Linked DNA regions of Homo sapiens: region 2 is linked to region 1. Evidence: read pairs that join two places in POLR2A ChIA-PET (ENCODE). Cell type or tissue: GM12878. All regions are shown on one strand.

What was found. Peaks named below come from ENCODE experiments on the same cell type or tissue, not always from the same donor. Only the 100,000 strongest peaks of a DNase experiment are listed, where the experiment ranks them.
Region 2: POLR2A ChIA-PET joins it to region 1 with 10 read pairs; 4 of 35 experiments call an interaction of 5 or more read pairs at or near these places.

Annotation. Positions count from the first base shown.
Region 1 is chr1:155,403,709-155,406,208 of GRCh38, reverse strand. The region is part of intron 6 of ASH1L (ASH1 like histone lysine methyltransferase); the gene reads left to right. Among named protein-coding and RNA genes, the nearest start is that of MIR555, 59 kb to the right of the region's middle. In GM12878, no CTCF peak of the experiment used is centred here; no DNase peak of the experiment used is centred here.
Region 2 is chr1:155,499,257-155,501,756 of GRCh38, reverse strand. The region is part of intron 2 of ASH1L (ASH1 like histone lysine methyltransferase); the gene reads left to right. Among named protein-coding and RNA genes, the nearest start is that of ASH1L-AS1, 62 kb to the left of the region's middle. RefSeq lists enhancers at 1,392-1,561, 1,242-1,743. In GM12878, no CTCF peak of the experiment used is centred here; a DNase peak (open chromatin) is centred at 1,356; H3K4me3 peaks cover 1,442 bases; H3K27ac peaks cover 1,803 bases.

The DNA of each region.
Region 1 (2,500 bases):
TTTTTGAGACAGAGTCTCACTCTGTCGCCCAGGCTGGAGTGCAGTGGCACCATCTTAGCTCACTGCAACCTTCGCCCCCTGGGTTTAAGCAATTCTCTTCTGTCAGCCTCCCTAGTAGTTTGGATTACAGGCATGTGCTACCATGCCCATCTACTTTTTGTATTTTTAGTAGATCCAGGGTTTTGCCATGTTGGCCAGGCTGGTCTCGAACTCCGGACCTCAAGTGATCCATCCGCCTCGGCCTCCCAAACCGCTGGGATTACAGACGTGAGCTACAGCACCTGGCCAAGTTTTGCTGTCTTAACAGTATTTGGTCATCACCATATCTGTGAATATGGGATGTCTTTCCATTTATTTTGACTTTTTTTTTTTTTTTTTTGACACAGAGAATCGCTCTCTCACCCAGACTGGAGTGCAGTGGCCTGATCTTGGCTCACTGCAACCTCCACCTCCCAGGTTCAGGTGATTCTCCTGCCTCAGCCTCCCAAACAGATGGGGCTACAGGCCCACACCACCATGCCCGGCTAATTTTTTGTAGTTTTGTAGAGACAGGGTTTCATCATGTTGGTCAAGCTGATCTTGAACTCCTGACCTCAGGTGATTCACTCACCTAGGCCTCCCAAATTGCTAAGATTACAGGGATGAGTGACCATGCCCGACCTATTTTGATCTTTAACCAAAACTTTTAACAGTGTTTGTTGTTGTTGTTTTGTTTGTTTGTTTTAATGAGACTGAGTCTCACTCTGTCGCCTAGGCTTGAGGGCAGCGGCTTCATCTCGGCTCACTGCAACTTCCCCCTCTTGGGTTCAAGTGATTCTCGTGCCTCAGCCTCCTGATTAGCTAGGAATATGGGTGCATGCCAACACACCTGGCTAATTTTTATATTTTTGTAGAGACAGGGTTTCACCATGTTGGCCAGGCTGGTCTCGAACTCCTGACCTCAAGTGATCTGCCCCCCCCTCAGCCCCCTAAAGTGCTGGGATTACAGGCACGAGTCACTGCCCCTGGCCTCAAAACTTTTAACAGTGTTTTATAGTTTTTAGTGTACAGGTGCTATTCTTCTTTTGTTAATCTTGTTCCCAAGAATTTTTTTTTAATTTACTGCTATTGTAATTGTTGTAATTGGAATTGGATTTTTTATTTTTATTTTTTTATTTTTATTCTATTATTATTATTTTTTTTTAGATGGAGTCTCACTCTGTCACCAGGCTGGCGTGCAGTGGTGCGGTCTCAGCTTACTGCAACCTCTGTTTCCCAGGTTCAAGCGATTCTCCTGCCTCAGCCTCCCGAGTAGCTGGGACCACAGGCACGCACCACCACACTCAGCTGATTTTTGTGTTTTTAGTAGAGAAAGAGTTTCACCGTGTTGGCCAGGACGGTCTCGATCTCTTGACCTCGTGATCCGCCTGCCTCAGCCTCCCAAAGTGCTGGGATGACAGGCATGCCACCACGCCCAGCCCTCCAATTGGATATTTTAAATTAAATTTTTGGATTGTTTATTGCTATGTATAGAAATACAATTGATTTTTTTTTCCCACCAGTTTACCCTGACAGATGTGTTTCATGTATTGAGTTTGTCTCCTGTAACCTAGGTGTTAGTCCTAAGAGTCTTTTAGTGGATTCCGTCATGTGTGTCTTGACTTTGCTTAAGATCATTCACATCGTCACCACATCTAGCTAATTTTTTTATTTTTTGTAGAGACAATGAGGTCTTGCCATGTTGCCTGAGCTGGTCTTGAGCTCCTGGCCTCAAGTGATCCTCCTGCCTTGTCCTTCCAAAGTGTTGGGATTACAGGGGTTAGCCACTATATCTGGCCTTTATTTTTAAATTGCTTCTGGATTTTTTTCTTTTTTAAAGACAGAGTCTACCTCTCATCCAGACTAGAGTACAGTGGCATAATACCAGCTCACTACAGTCTCCACCTCCTAGACTCAAGCGTTCATCTTACCTCAGCCTCCTCCAGTAGCTGGGACTACAGGTACATGCCACCACACTGGACTAATTTTTTTATTTTTTCAGAGACAGGGTCTCTCTATGTTGCCCAGGCTGGTCTTGAACTCTTGAGTCAAGTCCCTCTTTGGCCTCCCAAAGTGCTAGGATTGTAGGTGTGAGCCACCGTGCCCAGGTTGCTTCCTTTTTTTTTTTTTTTTTGAGACGGAGTTTCGTTCTTGTTGCCCAGGCTGGAGTGCAATGGTGCGTTCTTGGCTCACTGCAACCTCTGCCTTCCAGGTTCAAGCGATTCTCCTGCCTCAGCCTCCCGAGTAGCTGGGATTACAGGCATGGCATCACCATACCTGGCTATTTTTTTTTTTTTTTAATGGTAGGAACGGCCTTTATTGGCTGCAGCAGGAAGTGAAAGAGGGGATACAGCTTCTGCAGAATAGATCGCCGCCCTCCAAAAAAAGCTTCTGTATTTCAAGTCATTAGAAAAGCTCTCCCACACACAAATTTTAAGCAAGTAAGAAATTTACTTTTGTTTTCTTCTGGTAATTGCTTGGA
Region 2 (2,500 bases), 96 kb before region 1:
CGGGAGGTGGAGGTTGCAGTGAGCCGAGATTGCGCCACTGCGCTTCAGCCTGGTGACAGAGCGAGACTCTGTCTCAAAAAAATGAATGAATAAAACAATCTGTAGATTGCTATTTTTAAGAAATTGCGGATGCCAAGGTGGGCAGATCACCCGCGGTCAGGAGTTCAAGACCAGCCTAGTCAACATGGCAAAACCTGGTCTCTACTAAAAATATAAAAATTAGCCAGGAATGGTGACACCCACCTGTAGTCCCAGCTACTTGGAGGGATGGAGTACGATAATCACTTGAAACCGGGAGGTGGAGATTGCAGTGAGCTGAGATTGTGCTACTGCACTCCAGCCTAGGTGATAGAGTGAGACAATATGTAATAAATAATTAGGAACATCTGAAAGTAATCTTAGTTTAAGAAAACATTTTGAAGTTGGGCATGGTGGCTTAGGCTTGTAATCCCAGTTACTCAGAAGACTTGAGGCAGGAGGATTGCTTGAGGCCAGGAGTTTAAATCCATCCTTGGCAACGTAACAAGACCCCATTTCTGATTTTAAAAATAAGGAAGAAAGACAAAACATTTTTAGATGTCAAACACCTTTTGAAAGAGTTTAACACATCTTAATGACTTACCCCAAATAGGTGGTACCATATGAACCCAAGTCAAACAATTTTATTATTAATACTATGGGGTATTGTGTTTTTCCAATTGCCTTTTGTTTTGTTTTTATTTTTTAAACCAATTCTTTGTGTTTAGGCTCCTTAGCTCTTTTTTTTTAAATATAGTTTCTTTTTATTTAGAGACAGAGTCTCATTCTGTCGCCCAGGCTGGAGTGCAGTGGTGCAATATCAGCTCATTGCAACCTCTGCCTCCCAGGTTCAAGCGATTCTCATGCCTCAGTCTCCTGAGTAGCTGAGATTACAGGCATGTGCCACCATGTTCGGCTAATTTTGTATTTTTAGTAGAGACAGGGTTTCGCCATGTTGACCAGTTTGGTATCAAACTCCTGGCCTCAAGTGATCTGCACGCCTAGGCCTCCCAAAATTCTGGGATTACAGGTGTGAGACACCACGCCCAGTCTAGGCTCCTCAGCTCTTACCAGAGAATTTGGGACTTGTTAATAGGAGAAGATAGGCACATTCTGTCATCTTACTTGTGCCCTATGGGCTGCGTGCCATCTCAGAGTGCTTTTTTTTTTCCTTATGCCTATTTATGAAGAGGTCCAGAATGCATGTCTACATTATTTGACTGCTGCGTTTTCACTTCCATGTTCTTGTTGACAAATGCTATTCAAGCAAGAAGACCCGATTGTATGTAGGTATCTCTGAGTCTTGCTATGATGGATTCTGTAGTCTTACCTTCATCTTGATTGTTTACTTTAAAAGCTGCTTAAGCTAGAGGTATTTTTATGGTAGAGAAGAGAACAGTTGGCACAGAGCCCAGCTTCTCCATGGCAGCAGCAATTATGCAAATTATCCTGGATCTTTACATTTCAGTAAAACCTTTCTTCCCCCTTTACATACACAAAATAGACAGCTAAGGGGCTGTGATCTGTCCTAAAGCCTTGGAGATAAAACAGGATGTCACTCTTTTCTCAAAATGACTTCTATTACGGAAGCATGAGCTCCCTTAAATGGAAGGGCAAAGCAAATCCCTGCCATTGGGCTCTGCAGCCTCTGCTATAAATGTGCCAGGAAGATTAAAACTACCGTAATTAGTTTAATCAGGTTCATCCTCAATTCTTGCTTTCATTATGTAGTAGGAACTTCCCTAATCAGTACTGCATTTGGCTGATTGAAGAGTTCACTTTCATAGCTAGGATATCTGCTGGAGTCTGTATTGTGGTTTGTTTTAATGGTGTATATATGGTGAATGTGAATGTTTCTCATTTCATTGTTGATCTTGCTAATGGAAAAAAAAAATCATTATTGAACCAAATTGTTAGAAGGTATATCTTCTTTAGTCCCAGAGAATTAAGCCTAAATATCATTACTTTCACTCACTAATTCGTATACTGCTTTTTATGGTTGTCTGCTCATATCTTTGATTTCATTTTAATGATTGTAAATCACTCCAGAGATCCTCACATACGGCTGCTCAATAATTACACATTACTAATTAATTCTGAGCTACAGCTGTATGGAAATGAATGAAAGCTTTTTGAGAGACATCAGAATTAAAGGTCCTATATGATAAGATGACAAAACCTGGAACTTTTATGAAAATTCATTAATAGGAAGACAAGATGAAACTTAATGATGAAAGAAAAGTTTCCTCTCTGACCTCACTTTGTGAGTCAAAATCACTGAGTACATAGTTCAAAATTGTACCTCTTTCGTAACTAGTTAGATGGGGATAGGGAGAAATCCTGTGAGAAAGACTATAGATGAAGTCAGATTTGCAGTGGTTTTTCATGTTGGGAATAAAAGAGGTGTTAAAAAGACCCTGAAGACTTTGTCCTCTGCCACTGGGACAAATTGACACCTTATGTCTATTCCTTAAATTATATA